Regions from separate parts of the Homo sapiens genome. Here region 2 is linked to region 1. Evidence: chromatin loops called from intact Hi-C (ENCODE). Cell type or tissue: heart left ventricle. All regions are shown on one strand. Each heading gives the region's core, and the rest is flanking DNA. Links, peaks and the distances in the headings are about the cores only.

The links. Hi-C counts contacts between places; a loop is a spot of excess contacts. Peaks named below come from ENCODE experiments on the same cell type or tissue, not always from the same donor. Only the 100,000 strongest peaks of a DNase experiment are listed, where the experiment ranks them.
Region 2: a loop joins it to region 1, with 2.0 times the contacts of the local background. A loop is called at or near these places in 1 of 110 quality-filtered maps.

The regions. Positions count from the first base shown.
Region 1 is chr5:55,590,933-55,602,605 of GRCh38, forward strand. No RefSeq gene overlaps it. Among named protein-coding and RNA genes, the nearest start is that of PLPP1, 62 kb to the left of the region's middle. In heart left ventricle, for the core only: no CTCF peak of the experiment used is centred there; a DNase peak (open chromatin) is centred at 6,239; H3K27ac peaks cover 4,705 bases.
Region 2 is chr5:55,462,709-55,467,708 of GRCh38, forward strand. All of the region lies in intron 3 of PLPP1 (phospholipid phosphatase 1), which reads right to left. Among named protein-coding and RNA genes, the nearest start is that of MIR5687, 44 kb to the right of the region's middle. In heart left ventricle, for the core only: no CTCF peak of the experiment used is centred there; no DNase peak of the experiment used is centred there; H3K27ac peaks cover 232 bases.

The DNA.
Region 1 (11,673 bases), core at 3,956-8,955:
AAGTGGGAGACAGGCCCCAAGGCAGGGGCTGGTGAAGGCAGTGCCAGCCCAAGGCAGCCAACTATGTTTATGGTCCACTGTGGCCACATTGAGGCTGACCCCCCAGCATTCATTCCACTGCTGGATAATGAATCCAAGACACTTAGGATAACTCCCCCTTTCTCGCCAGGGGTCAGTTCAGAAATTTGTGCCAATGAGATATCAGGGGAGGCTTGCTAGGGACTTTCAGAAAAGAGAAGTGTCTTTCTTGCTGAAAGAGAATAGGAAAGCATGTTGTCCCAGGTCATGTGGCCTCAAGGGGAACTTGTCTTAGAAAGAAGCTGAACAGGAGGATAGCAGAGAGACAGTTAGAAGGTGGTGGCAGCGTGTGTGTGTGTGTGTGTGTGTGTGTGTGTGTGTGTGTGTGTGTGTCGGGGTGGGGAGAGGGAGAGAGGGACAGAGGGAGAAAAAAAAAAAAAGAAAGAAAGAAGCTGGGTCCCTAAAGACAGTTCCTCATGGTTAAGCCCCTGAATCTACCAACTCTGAAGTCTGCCAACCTCTAGTCTTCCTGTTAGGTGGAATAATAAAATAAATGTCCTTAATCTTTAAGTCTGTGGAAGTCAGATTTTTTGTTACTTGCAGCTGAAACATTCTAATTGACATACAGAGTAAAGTTTGAACAAGACTCAGTTCAGACCAAATACTTAGACTGGATCTTTTCTCAAGAGCCATTCCAAACGGTTTGGGGTTCCCAGGATAGTCCACGTTCTCTCTCACCTGAGGGTCTTTGCACACCCCATTCCTTCCTCCTGGAACACTCCTCCCTCTGCTCTTTGCATCCTTGACTCGGGCTCAACTCCAGGGCTCTGATAGGAGTCAGGGGCTATGAAAAGATCTCCCCGAGCCCTCGCGTGTGAGTTGAATGTTCCTTTCACATGCTCCCACCAAGCCTTGTGCTTTTCTGGGCATAGCTATTTTGCAGACTGTCTGGAGACTGCCCATATCTCTGTGTCTGTTTTGGTCACCATTATCTCTGCAATGCTGGCACATTGCCATACTACATGCTCAATGGTTGCCAAATGAATAAATTTTAAAAGTGTTTATTTATTTATTTTTTGAGACAGAGTCTCCCTCTGTCTCCCAGGCTGGAGTGCAGTGGCAAGATCTCATCTCACTGCTACCTCTGCCTCCCAGGTTCAAGCGATTCTCCTGCCTCAGCCTCCCGAGTAGCTGGGATTACAGGCGTGCACCACCATGCCCGCCTAATTTTTTGTATTTTTAATAGAAATGGGGTTTTGCCGTGTTGGCCAGGCTGCTCTGGAACTCCTGACCTCAGGTGATCTGCCTGCCTTGGCCTCCCAAAGTGCTGGGATTACAGGCATGAACCACCGCACGCAGCCAAAGCATTTATTCTTTCTATTTGGGCTTTCAAAGGATCTTGCTTTTTACAAGAAGGCTGTAATTTGTTATAAACGTCAGTAAAGCAACCATTTAAGTTTTCCTATAAAACGCAGGCTGCTGATTGTTTAATATATCGTAAAGATCCATTTTAAAAAATTGACACATAATTCACATAAAATTCACCTTCTTTAAATATATAATCCAGTTATTTTTAGAGTAGTCACAAGGTTGTGCAACCATCATCACTATCTGATTTCAGATCTTCATCATCCCAAAAAGAAACCCCATGTCCATTAGCAGTCACTCTCCATTCCCTTCTTCTCCCAGTCCCTGGCAATCACTAATCTGTTTTCTGTCTCTGCAGATTTGCCTATTCTGAACTCTTCATCTAAAGGGAATCATACTGAACATTTGTGTACAAGTTGTTGTGTGATTATGTTTTCAATTCTCTGGGTATACCTAGGAATGGGGTTGCTGGGTCACATGGTAACTCTATGTTTAATATTTTGAGGAACTGCCAAACTGATTTCCAAAATGACTGTACCATTTTACATTCCCACCAACATTGTACGATGGTTCCAATTTCTCCTCATCCTATTGAAGATTCATTTGAGTAAATTTATTTTAGGGAAACAGAATGCTGACACGGAGAAATAGAAATCATATACTTAATATTCATGTGGTTAATGCGTATGAGTCAAATGATCAGTAATAACCTCACCAATCTACCATTTGAAATCCAAGAGCTCATAAGGACAAGGCAAAAGAAAATTAGTAACTTCAGAATGAATGCTTGATGTAAGCGAAGTTATCTTTCTTTTTTTAAGCATATTGATGGGTAAAAGAGCCTGAGTAAATTTTAAGTGGAAAGTCATGTGTCAGCAGCCTTAGTTTAAGCCTAAGCCATCTCCCACTGGGATTCAGACGTGTCTAGACCTGTTTGGTAGACTGAGCTGCCAAAAGCCAATTTTTAAGAGGAACTGATGGCTGGGGAGACAGAACTCATTTAAAGGAAGAGAGACTGAACCAGAAAAGCTTGTTAAGGTGGGGGGGGCCAGTTCTGAATATACTCGACTGTGCCCCCCCAACCCTAGTCCTGCCTCCATGAACTCAGGACTGAATCCTAGAAGAGAAAGGCCTATGTTAAAATCTGAAAGCCTTATTTTCATTAAAAACTCTTTTTTCTTTTCTTTTCTTTTTTTTGTTTTGAGACAGAGTCTCACTCTGTTGCTCACTCAGTGACTCAGTGTCTTGATCTCGGCTCACTGCAACCTCTACCGCCTGGGTTCAAGTGATTCTCCTATCTCAGCCTCCTGAGCAGCTGGGATTATGGGCGTGAGCCACCATGCCTAGCTAATTTTTGTATTTTTTTTAGTAGAGACAGGGTTTCGTCATATTGGCCGGGCTGGTCTCAAACTCCTTACCTCAGGTGATCCGCCTGCCTTGGCCTCCCAAAGTGCTGGGATTACAGGCGTGAGCCACCACACCTGGCCCTATTTTCTTTCTTTCTCTTTCTCTCTCTCTTTTTTTTTTTTTTTTTTTTTTTTTGTGGAGTCTCACCCTCTCGCCAGGCTAGAGTGCAATGGCGTGATCTTGGCTTACCGCAACCTCCAACTTCCTGGTTTAAGCAATTCTCCTGCCTCAGCCTCCTGAGTAGCTGGGATTACAGTCACGAGCCACCATGACCAGCTAATTTTTGTATTTTTAGTAGAGACAGGGTTTAACCATGTTGGCCAGGCTGGTCTCGATCTCCTGACTTCATGATCTGCCCGCCTCGGCCTCCCAAAGTGCTGGGATTACAGGTGTGAGCCACTGTGCACAGCCCCTATTTTCATTAAAAACTCTAAGATCTTGGATGCAAGGGAAGACTGCCTCAGTAATTGCTCATGTACATTACACAAAATGTACATTACATGAAATAGAGAGAGGCTTTTTCTCACTTGGGCAACAAATGCCATGACCTTCAGAGTATTCATCTCCATATTGGTACACCACATGTACCCATGTATCGGGGTGGTGGCAGTGACAATGGGCCTGTAAAGGGGGTCGTTTGAGGACACCAGAGGTAGCCTTGAAACACCTTCATTAGCTGTGTGGGTGGTGAGGCCTGGGAAGCTGACATCACTGAAGAGGGACCGAGCAGAAGAAGACAGTGGTAGAAGCCTATGGTGGTCCTAAAGTTTTTGGTGAGTTCAGGCGAGAGGCTCTCTAGGGACTCCCAGGTGGAACACTGATGGGGACTCCAAGTGATGATAAGGGCAGGAGACATCCCCATTTGTATGTTAATAGTGTACAGCACTCTGGCTGCTGTGGACTAGGGAAATACAGTCTAACCACTAATGAAATCTAATGAAAAATAACTAAGTAGCTGAGGAATGAGCCACACAAATTTGAATTGAATGACTAAATACACATTGTCCATTTTGGGATGAATGGTAGCCTTATCAAATAAAAATTTTTTCCATCTCAAGAGTCATTGTTATTGTGATGAAATAAAGCTGTTGAGTAGCATTTCCCACCATGGGTTGCCCTGTTATTCTCACATTTGGGAACTTTCCATTGCTTTAGAGATTAACTTTCCCACGGTTTTCTATCCCATGATGTTTGCGGTTATAGATGAAAATGTAACTAGCAGTCAATGGCAGGAAAAGTAATGAATGATGTAGTGTGTAACAATAAAAAAATGAAGCAAGTTCAACTGAATCCAAGATGTTGAGTTCACAGAAAGCCAGTGCAACAGAACCTGTGAGAAGAGCCACACCCTGGGGTTCGTCTATCACGTAAGGGAGGAGAGGGAAGGATTCATGAGCTCTGCCTTTTCAGCATCATGAAAGTGAGACTTTGTGATCACACTTTTATTTTATTTTATTTTATTTTATTTTATTTTATTTTATTTTATTTTATTTTATTGAGATGGAGTCTTGCTCTGTCATGCAGGCTGGAGTGCAGTGGCACAATCTCAGCTCACTGCAACCTCCGCCTCCCGGGTTCAAGAGATTCTCCTGCCTCAGCCTGCTGAGTAGCTGGGATTACAGGTGTGTGCCACCACGCCTGGCAAATTTTTGTATTTTTAGTAGAGATAGGGTTTCACCATGTTGGTCAGGCTGGTCTTGAACTCCTGACCTCGTGATTCGCCCGCCTCGGCCTCTAAAAGTGCTGGGATTACAGGCGTGAGCCACTGCACCCGGCCTTATTTTTTTATTAGGATGAAATATATTAACTTCAGGCCAATGCTGGTTTTTGAAGATATCATGAGTTATTCATTTTCCATCAAAGGACCTTTCTAGACATTTAAGAAAGAAATAAAACATCTCATATGATAGAGGTCCTGGTATGCATTGAAGCATAAAAATAGCTCAAGTGGGAGCGGTGGCTCATACCTGTAATCCCAGCACTTTGGGAGGATGAGGCGGGTGGATCACCTGAGGTCAGGAGTTCAAGACCAGCCTGGCCAACACGATGAAACCTCGTCTCTACTAAAAATACAAAAATTAGCCAAGCATGGTGGCACACACCTATAGTCCCAGCTACTCAGGAGGCTGAGGCAGAAGAATCGCTTAAACTTGGGAGGCAGAGGTTGCAGTGAGCTGAGATCACACCAGCCTGGGTGACAGAGTTAGACTCCGTCAAAAAAAGAAAAAAAAAAAAAGCCGGGCGCAGTGGCTCATACCTATAATCCCAGTACTTTGGGAGGCTGAGGTGGGCAGATCACCTGAGGTCAGGAGTTCAAGACCAGCCTGGCCAAAATGGCGAAACCCTGTCTCTACTAAAAATAGAAAAATTAGCCAGGCATGGTGGTACACGCCTATAATCTCAGCTACTTGGGAGGCAGAGGCAGGAGAATCACTTGAACCTGGGAGGTGAAGGTTGCAGTGAGCTGAGATCATGCCACCGTACTGCTGTTTGAGCAACAGAGGGAGACTCCATCTCAAAAAAAAAAAAAAATAGCTCGAGCAACAAACATTAAAGAAGGCATCAGCGAAGATGCCATAGTTCCTCTGCATGTGGGGAGGAAAGATGGGAGCAATGGTTCTCAAACCCTGGATCCCGTGAGAGCCGTAATAATACTTTGAAAGTATCCTGGGCTACTGGGAAAGACCACATAGGTCTGTGGTCCCCCTCCCACACACACAAAAATCAGACAAGCCAGGTTATCTCTTTTGTATATCGGTTCTTTTTTCTTTTCTTTCTTTCCTTTTTTTTTTTTTTTTTTTTTTTTTGAGATGAAGTCTCACTCTGTTGCCCAGGCTGGAGTGCAGTGGCATCATCTCAGCTCACTGCAACCTCTGCCTCCTGGATTCGAGCGATTCTTGTGCCTCAGCCTCCCGAGTAGCTGGGATTACAGGTGCATGCCACCATGCCCAGCTAATTTTTTGTATTTTTAGTAGAGATGGGCGGGGGTGGTCTTACCACGTTGGCCAGGCTGGTCTCGAACTTCTGACCTCAGGTGATCCGCCTGCCTCAGCCTCCCAAAGTGCTGGGATTACAGTTGTGAGCCACCACGCCTGGCCTGTATATTGGTTCTTGCCTAAAATTTATATTTGAACATAGGGATTTGGTGCTTTAAAAAATTGAGAGAGAAAGATTGAGATGAAAAACCACTGGGGCTTTCTTTAAATCCCCTTCTGCAAATCTTATGTTTTCTCAAGAGGAGCTATCTCCAGGATGAATCTTGCATGTTAATCACAGTTGTAGCAAACTCAGTTGCTGTTTTCCTTATGTACACCAGGAATTCATCTACTCCTGGCTCCCAACACATGGTCTTGGCAACACGTGTCATGGCTGCTTTGTTGCTGAGCCACATGGTGGAAACCGAGCAGAGCTGAGTTTGACTGGATCCATCCCACCAACCCCTGGCTGACCTCCGGCACTGTCCATCCCTATGTACAGGGGGAATGCTCAGGAGTCCTGGAGAGGAGAGGGCTAAGCTGCTGGCCTGCCCAGAATTTGGGAAGCTCTGCTCAGCACAGCTGAGATTAAAAAGAGTCAGGAAGGAGAAATCAGCAATTCCTTTAAGGACCAGAAAACTTGGGAAAATGCCAAAGGATGACAAAGCCAGGGAGCTTGGGAGCTTGATCACTTTAGCACTCAGCTTTATGACCTTTGGAAACTACGTGTCACACTATTGAGTCCAAAACCAGCTTTGATAAATTTTGTTTTGGAATCTTTGTCCTCAGGCATTTTAAGACACTGTAGAGAGGTTGTCTAATATTTTCCACACATCATAATGGCATAAAACTAGGAGAAGAACAAGGACAGCTAGGAAGAATTGCAAATAGAGACTAGGAGGCAGAAAAGATGGAAAAAGTTGGAAATTAGAGTGACATCTGTGGGTTTAATCAGTAACTTAATCTGGCAATGCAGAACGTAGCCAGTTAAGAGGAAACAGAACCCAGTAAAGTTCCTACCTCCTGAGGAGTCCCCATCTCCGCCTTGAGCTTTTGTCATCCTTGGGCAACAGGCAGACATGTTAGTTCCTGCTGGCTCCAGTCCTGTCTGGCCTCTTGATCACTCAGCACTCAGGACTTGGGAAAGTCCTGAGCCTCCAAAGGCTACCGGTGGCATTATTGGGAGTTATTTGCTTGTTTGTGGATCTGGAATTTACCTGCTCTACCCACACCTGGTCCCCAGATGGTGGGGCTGGCCCAAGGCTTCCAGGTGCACACTAAGCTGCAGCTTCCCTGTATTCATGCCTGTCTGCCTGCCTGGTTTTTAGCCTGGGTCCTGACTTTTTACTGGGACTAGACCCCAGCCCAGAAGTTGTCTGGGGCTGCCATGCTGCCACCTGGATCCTGCTGTCTGCTCACTCCATTTTTTCCATCTTACTGCCCATTTACCTGCCACTGGATGATGCTTGAGTTTTAAACTTATTATTTTGAAAAATTCCAAGCCTGCAGCAAAGTTGAGAAAACAGTACAATGAATAGCCACATACTTTCATTTAGATTTACTAATTTTTAGCATTTTGCCACATTTTTCTTTCTCCTTCTGCAAACACACACACTCATAACTGTCCCCATAATGTCTGTTATGGCTATATTTTTTCCAATCCCAGATCTAAATTGGCATCATGCATTACATTTAGTCATGTCTTTTTAGTTTTCTTTAATGTAGAACAATTCTCTTGCTATTTTTGTTTTGTTTTTGAGACAGTCTCCCTCTGTTGCCCAGGCTGGAGTGCAATGGCGTGATCTCCACTACCTGCAACCTCTGCCTCCTGGGTTCAAGTGATTCTCCTGCCTCAGCCTCCCGAGTAGCTGGGATTACAGGTGTGTGCCACCACATCTGGCTAATTTTTTGTATTTTTAGTAGAGACAGGGTTTCACCGTGTTGGTGAGGCTGGTCTCGAACTGCTGGCCTCAAGTGATCCACCTGCCTTGAACTCTTAAAAGTGTTGGAATTACAGGTGTGAGCCACTGCACCCGGCCCAGTTCCCTTGCCTGTAAAAAAAATATTTCCTGGCCAGGCATGGTGGCTTATGCCTGTAATCCCAGAACTTTGGGAGGCCAAAGTGGGCGGATCACCTGAGCTCAGGAGTTCAAGACCAGCCTAGCCAACATGGCAAAACCCCGTCTTTACTAAAAACACAAAAATTAGCCAGGCGTGGTGGCACTTGCCCATCATTCCAGCTACTTGGGAGGCTGAGGCAGGAGAATTGCTTGAGTCCAGGAGGCAGAGGTTGCAGTGAGCTGAGATTGTGCCACTGCACTCCAGCCTGGACGACAGAGTGAGACTCCGTCTCAAAAAAAAAAAAAAAAAAAAAAAAAAAAAATTCTTTCTTGACATCAACATTTTTGAAGAGTTCAGGCCAATTGGGGGTTTTTTGGACATCTGATTATCTCGTCACAATTTGATTCAGGTTAAGCATTTTGGGCAGGAATACTCGATAGGTGCGACTGCCTCTTAAGCACAGGCTATGGCCAATGCCCACTTGCCTTTCTCTTCACGGCACAGTAACCATCCCCTTCCTCTTCCCAGCCTGGCAGAAGGCAAAGCAGCAAGGATGGCTGAGGAACTTGTGCTGGGCAGACCTGGGCTCCCAGGGGACCTGGCAGGGTTGCTGCCACCAGATACCACTCTGACAACTAAACCTTGCCCTTTGGCCCCCATTTTCATTTGTTGCAAATGACCTCTCACATATACTGGGCTCTTCAAATTCTATCGTAGTCCAGTGGTGGTCATGCTTAGGGTGGATCCAAGAGAAAACAAACAAGACAGAGACTCCAAAGAAGCCATGTCTTAGAGGCTCCTCAGCCCCAAAGGCTCTAGTGTATGACCCTTCCCATGGGGACAGAGCTTCCAAACTCAAGTGGACACTTCAGGCTATTGTGCTGGGCTTCAGGAATAGGAACAGGAAGGACTAGGAGAAATCAGAACTGGAAGTCTGGTTGAGTACAGGGATTTGGCAGACATCTATGCTCTGCGTTAGCAAGGAAGTCAAGTTCTTCCTTGAAAAGGACGCATGGGTACTACAAGTTCAAAAACTCAAAATGAAAATCCAAGTCCAGAAGCCTTCATGCGTCAGAGGAGACCATTGGCCAGGAGTTCCTCTGAGGCAGGAAAAGCCTTTCCTGTTATTCTGTGCATCCCTATGGCTGAGTCCTGTGCTTGGTAGATGGGAGACATCCAATCCTTGCTTCTGAATGAATTAATGACTACAGGAACAAATAAATGGATGTGATTTCTAAATGGCCAGGTTTAGTATCCAAGACTCCTATTTAACTGGGAGGATTCAAGAGTTAGTATCTCAGAGTATAGACGGGAAGAGACAGCAAAACATAGCATTTTGAGGTACACAAGTCAGTGAACCCAGCTGAGGAATGAGTTGAACAGCAGTGAGTTGTGGCATGTATTATTATTCAGGCTCAACCTACCAGCTGCAGACTTTTCTTTGATGGTGAACTTATGGTCTCCTGGTCTTCTGTATGCAGAGACCTTTTGCTCAGCTACAGTGTAGCCAGGAACATGCCTGTCCCATCAGGCACACTGCAGCTTCCAGGAAGCCGGGAGGGGGCCACAAGAATGGCTTTTTTACTTCCCCCGCACTGCTGCACATGGTAGAAACAAAAAGTAAGATATGGACACACTCATATACTATCCAGGCTTTTCAAAAGCCATAAAGCAGCATCCAAGCCTCGCTCATTATTATCATAAAAGCTGGGTGGAAAAGTTTAAAGTAGGAATGGAGAAATTGCATGGAAAGAAAGCTCAAGAAGTTCCTAATAAAGCAGCTCGAACATAAAGGTTTGGCACATTCTTAAGACCAGGAGGATGGTCAGGGTCAGTGCTTGAGCTGTAGTCTGACTGCATTCAGCATCTGGAGTGCTGGCGGCTTCCAGCAAGATCTACTAGACTGATAAAGAGGCTCTGAAAGATCTCTTACTGGCTATGAGCACCATGCAGGGGCAAAAAAAGATGTGTCAGGTGATTTAGAAGAAAAGTATTTTTAAGTCGAGAAGAGTGCAATTGTATTACCATCTCCACATTTAGAGATGATTTAAAAAGGCACAAAGAAAGGAAGTGGGCTGTTCCTGGGCCTCCTGTAACTACAGTCCAGCCCTGCTTCCTTATATAGATTTCCTTTTGCACACATACTCTTAGTTTAGGTTTCTAAAACCAACAGTTTTTATTTATAGGTAAGAAAATCCCAATTTTTCTAAATTTTCACCAAAGATGATGCTGGCCAGCCCCTAATTTGTGTTATCACCATGCCGGGGGCCCCTCCTTCCTACCTTCCTGTCTGAGTTCCTTGAAGAAACCGGGTGAACTTCTCAGTTCAATAAACTTTTGTAAGTTTCTTTTCTTTCTTTAATTCTTTTTTTTTTTTTTTTTTTTTTGCCAACGTGTCAGTACATCTGAGCACTCCTGATCCCTGTTGGCTGCACAGACAGCTCCAGTTCTGTCCTTCCTTTACTGGGGAACTGCTGTCAGCCGGGCTGGATTAGAGCCCGGCAACGGTTCTGTTGCTAATGAATTGGCAGGGAGAACAAAACACTGCAGCTCTCCTGGAACTATTTTGTCATCTATAGTTGGAGCACATAAAACCTCGGGACTTGGAAAAGAACAAATGTCATTTGCTTATTTGCTTTAGGATGTCAGGAACCCCAGTTCACCACGCCCTGAATGTTTGTCCGATTACAGCACTCATGCAAGTGACAAAAGGTTAAAGGAAAACTCCACCCTCGCAGCATTTCTCTGTTCATTTCCCACCCTCCAGGACTGGTTGGCAGGCCCGGGGAGGGAAAATTCTTATATTTATAACCCTGGGGATAGCAGGGACAGGCTTGGCAGCTTCAAAAGGGCTGAGCAAATCTTGGAACACTGGGATTGAAAGAGCCCTGAAGGAGCAATAAGGCCAACATTCCCCTCTAAAGATGAAGAAACCAAAGCCAGAGAGGTTGCCTGGTGTTGTGGCTGAACTGTGTCTCCCCAAAATTCATATATTAAAGTCCAATATCCAGTGCCTCAGAATGTGACCTTATCTGGAGATAGGTCTTTATAGATGTAATCAAGTTAAAATGAGGTGACTGGGGTGGGCCCTAATCCAATATGACTGCTGTCTTTATAAGAAGGGGAAACTTGGCCACAGAGACATGCAGACAGAGAGAGCATCATATGAACACGAAGATGGCCATCTACAAGCCAAAGAGAGAGGCTTTTTTTTTTTTTTTGAGATGGAGTTTCACTCTTGTTGCCCAGGCTGGAGTGCAATGGCACGATCTTGGCACACTGCAACCTCCATCTCCCGGGTTCAAGCGATTCTCCTGCCTCAGCCTCCCTAGTAGCTGGGATTACAGTTGCGTGCCACCATGCCCAGATAATTTTTTGTATTTCTAGTAGAGATGGGGTTTCACTATGTTGGGCAGGCTGGTCTCGAACTCCTGACCTCAGGCAATCCACCCGCCTCAGCCTCCCAAAGTGCTGGGATTACAGGCGTGAATGGCCGCATCCAGCTCAGAGAGAGGCTTTTAAGTTGAGAAGAATGCAATTGTATAACCATCTCCTTATTTATTTATTTATTTATTTTTGAGACGGAGTCTCGCTCTGTCGCCCAGGCTGGTGTGCAGTGGTGTGATCGCAGCTCACTGCAACCTCCGCCTTTCAGGTTACAGAGATTCTTCTGCCTCAGCTTCCTAAGTAGCTGGGATTCCTAAGTATGGAAATTTTGACTCATCTTGCAGGGTCAGTTGGAAGAAACGTGACTATTAGAAAAGTCTTTTGAAAGCGGAAGAGCACACATCAATCACAGATGGAAAACCAGGGTGTAAAGCATAACAATAAATTGTCTGCTGTC
Region 2 (5,000 bases), core at 1-5,000, 130 kb before region 1:
CACACCTATAATCCCAGCACTTTGGGAGGCCAAGGTGGGCGGATCACGAGGTAAGGAGAGCAAGACCATCCTGGCTAAGACGGTGAAACCCCATCTCTACTAAAAATACAAAAAATTAGCTGGGTATGGTGGTGGGTGCCTGTAGATCCAGCTACTCAAGAGGCTCAGGCAGGAGAATGGCGTGAACCCGGGAGGCGAAGCTTGCAGAGAGCCAAGATCGTGCCACTGCACTCCAGCCTGGGGGATACAGCGAGACTCCATCTCAAAAAAAAAAGAAAAAGAAAAAGAAAGCAGCCATAAAAAAGAATGAGTTCATGTCTTTTGCAGGGACACGCATGAAGCTGGAAACCATCATTCTCAGCAAACTAACACAGGAACAGAAAACCAAACGCACATGTTCTCATTCCTAAGTGGGAGTTGAACAATGAGAACACATGGACAGAGGGAGGGAAACATCACACACCGGGGCCTGTCAGGGGGTGTGGGGTAAGGCGTGGGGAGAGCATTAGGACAAACACCTAATGCATGTGGGGCTTAAAAACTAGATGACGGGTTGATAGGTGCAGCAAACCACCATGGCACATATATACCTATGTAACAAACCTGCATGTTCTGCACATGTATCCTAGAACTTAAATTAAGATAAAAAAGAAAAAGAAAATAAAAAGTTGGGCCAGGAGCGGTGGCTCACGCGTGTAACCCTAGCACTTTGGGAGGCTGAGGCGAGTAGATCACTTGAGGTCAGGAATTCAAGACCAGCCTGGCCAACATGGTGAAACTCATCTCTACTAAAAATACAAAAATTAGCTGGGCATGGTGGCACACACCTGTAATCCCAGCTACTCAAGACGCTGAGGCATGAGGTTGCAGTGAGCCGAGATTGTGCCACAGCACTCTAGCTTCGGCGACAGAGTGAGGCTCTGTCTCAAAAAAAAAGAAAAGAAAAAGTTGATTGGGCATGGTGGCTCATGTTTATAATCCCAGCACTTTGACTTTGGAAGGCCGAGGCAAGAGGATCGCTTGAACACAGGAGTTCAAAAACAGCCTGGACAACAAAGCAAGACCCTGTCCCATAAATAAATAAATAAATAAATAAATAAATAAATAAATAAATAAATAAATAAATAAGAAAATACATAGCAAGCCACAGATTGAGAGAAAATATTTTCAAAACATATATCTAACAAAGGACTTTTATTCAGAATATATAAAGAACTCTTACAACTCAGACAAGCAACTAATTTTTTTTTAATGGGTAAAAGAGTTAACATTTCAAAAATGACAATAGCTGAATGGACAAGAAACACACGAAAAGATGTTCAGCAACACTGGTCATTAAGGAAATATAAATTAAAACCACACTGAGATACCATAACAAAAACCCTTAGAATGGCTAAAATAACAAAAACTGGCCATTAATAAATACACACATGCTATATATAGTCCAGCACTTCTACTCCTAGATATTTGTTCAAGAAAAAATAAAAGTATATATTACTGTACTGGTACACAAATGTTCAGAACATCTTTTTTTTTTTTTTTTTTAAGAAGCAGTCTTGTTCTGTCACCCAGGCTGGCATGATCTGGGCTAACTGCAACCTCCACCACACGGGTTCAAAGTGATTCTTGTGCCTCAGTTTCTCAGCCTCCCAAGTAGCTGGGATTACAGGTGTGCACCACCACACCTCGCTAATTTCTGTTATTTTTAGTAGAGATGGGGTTTCACTACGTTGGCCAGGCTGGTCTCGAAATCCTGACCTCAAGTGATCCACCCAGCCTTGGCCTCCCAAAGTTCGGACATTACAGGTGTGAGCCACCATACCCAGCCAGAACAGCTTTATTTTTAATAGCCAAAAATTGGAGACAACTCAAATGTCCATCAATATTTGCATGAATGGATAAGTAAACTGTGTTATATCCATACAATCGAATATACCTCAGGGGGAGAAAAAGGAACAACATGGATGAATTGCAAAACTAACATGTTAAGTGAAAGAAGGCAGACACAACAAAGTACTCACTGTAGGATTCCTTTTATATAATACTCTAGAAAACACAAAACTATAGGCACAGAAACTTGACCCTCCGGTTGCAGATGGGAGTGTAAATTGACTGTAAACACTCAGGGACAAGCTTTTCAAATATCTGAAAACTTGACTGTAATGGTAAATAACTTTACAAATTTATTCAATTGTACACTTAAAATGGGCAAAATTTTATGTCATGTGAATTATACCTCAAAAAAGCTATTTAAAAGAGTAGTTCGACTAGTATCTATTCTATTTTTTTCCTTTGTGATTTAAATCCTATAAGTGTTTTTTTATGTGGGGCGGAGGTGGTTTTTTTTTTTTTTGAGACAGAGTCTCATCCTGTTACACAGGCTGGAGTGCAGTGGCGCAATCTCTGCTCACTGCAACCTCTGCCTCCGGGGTTCAAGCGATTCTCCTGCCTCAGCCTCCCAAGTAGCTGGGATTACAGGTGTGCGGCCACCATGCCCAGCTACTTTTTGTATTTTTAGTAGAGACAGGGTTTCACCATGTTGGCCAGGCTGGTCTTGAACTCCTGACCTCGAGTGATCTGCCTGCCTCTGCCTCCCAAAGTGCTGAGATTGCAGGCATGAGCCACCACGCCAGCCGTACTCCTATAGCTGGTTTTATCATTGCATTCATAAATATGTATGGTATTTTTTAAAGGTTATATGGTTAAGTTATAGATGGAAGAAGAAATCATGATAATTTTATTCTATTAAATCGGGGCGTCCAATCTTTTGGCTTCCCCGCACCACACTGGAAGAAGAACTGTCTTCGGCCACACATAAAATACACTAACAATATCTGATAATAAACAAACAAACAAAAATCATAATGTTTTAAGAAAGTTTACGAATTTGTGTTGGGCCGCATTCAAAGCCATCCTGGGCCACATGTGGGCCACAGGTTGGATAAGCTTGTATCAGATTTTGTTTTACATGGTATGTTTTTACCCAGCTATTTGTTCTTCTTTATAATTTGTTTTAAATTTCAGTCTCATTTTCAATAGGCTTCCTCTCCTCCACCCAAGCCATTTGTTCATCCCCTCTGTTCCTACTCCTCCACTGAACACTCTGGAATTCTGGCTCTACTGTTAAAGTCTTCTATCTTTCCCTGTGTCTCCAAACTGTTCCCTGAAGGCTCTCTGTACCTCCTAGCCATCCAATTAAAGAGGCTTTCCCTAGGATACTGCTTGCCCTTGCAGGGAATGAGATCTACACAGCCCATACACCTTAAGAGTCCAGTATTGATGTTGGTGTTTTCATCATTCCTCAAAGCCATTTCTGGACCATTCTTCCTCTAGCCCCTTATAAAAATGCTTGTTCACCTGAGCTCAAATCAACACTATCACCTTTTACCAACTATTTCTCAACTGTCTACCTCTTCAGTCACTTTTCCCTCCTTCATTAAGACTTTACACCCATATCAGTCCTCCTCACCACCTCAAAGTTTGCCATTTAACAGCTTGATCTTTCTCTTCTTTGACCTCATTATCACCAAGCAAGTTCTCTTCCATTCTCATCCTTTGTTTAATGTAAATCTTCCCTGCCAGACTAAGGTCCATGAAGATGGGGACCAGAGATGTCTTGTTCACTGCTAAACCCCAAGCAAATACCATAGTATATACTCTAGTTAAATAAGATTTTTTTCATCCCCACTAAATACAAAAAATTGAAGCTACTGGCCGGGTGCCATGGCTCATGCCTATAATCCCAGCACTCTGGGAACCTGAGGCAGGCGGATCACCTGAGGTCAGGAGTTTGAGACCAGCCTGGAAAACATGGTAAAACCCCGTCTCTACTAAAAATACAAAAATTAGTAGGGCATGGTGGCACGTGCCTGTAGTCCCAGCTACTCGGGAGGCTGAGGCAGGAGAATCGCTTGAACCCGGGAGGCAGAGGCTGCAGTGAGCCAAGATCATGCCACTGCACTCCAGCCTGGGTAACAGAGCAAGACTCCATCTCAAAAAAAAGAAAAAAAGGAAAAGAAAAAAAAAATTGAAGCTATTAGCAGGCCCACGTTGCTTTCAAGAATACCAACAAAGACAATGAAGTATCTAGAAATCATATCTAAAAAAATCAAACAAACAAAGGATGTTTTACCCAAGAAAGTATTTGTACTTTGAACAACTAAAGGAAATTAAACTTGATATATAAAAAGATAAGGCTGACAATTTTGAAACTTGAAATGAGGAATTGGCTCTGCTACTAATTAGTGGCTTTACTTAGTGTTCTTGGTCCTCTATTTTTTCCTCATCTATCAATTTAAAAAGTTGGATCTTCTGAGTTCTAAACATTCTGTTTCATTCATGTCTAAAGGTGTCCCAGCATGCAGAAAGGAGCCCAATAAGGGCGTTATAAGACAGCAACCTGATGACCTAGAGCTGTCACAACCTGAACCAAGTTACCTTATAAAAAAAAATCTAAACAATAATAATAAACTAAGAATACTAAGATCTAGCAGAGCTTCATAAATAATGGTGGGACTAGATCAGGGTTCGGCAAACTTTGACCCCTGTGGCAGCGCTGTTTTTGTGAAGTTTATTGGAACATAGCCACATTATTCATTTAAGTATTGTCTATGGCTGCTTTCTTGCTATTAACAGCACAGTTCCATAGTTGTGAAAGAGACTATATGGCCCAGAGAGCCTAAAATATTTACTATTGGCTGGGTGTGGTGGCTCATGCCTGTTACCCCAGCACTTTGGGAGGCCAAGGTGGAAGGATCACTTGAGCCCAGGAGTTTGACACCAGCCTAGGCAACATAGTGAGACTTAGTCTCTACAAAATAATAATATAAAAATGTAAAAAAAATTATATATATTATATATGTTATCTGGCATCTTAAGAAAGTTTGCTGACTCTAGCCTAAATGATCTATAAGGTTCATTTAACATTCTTACATGCTGGCGATGAAAAAAAGAGCTGCAATAAAACACTTTTAAATGGAAGACAGCAATAAAAAAGGAAA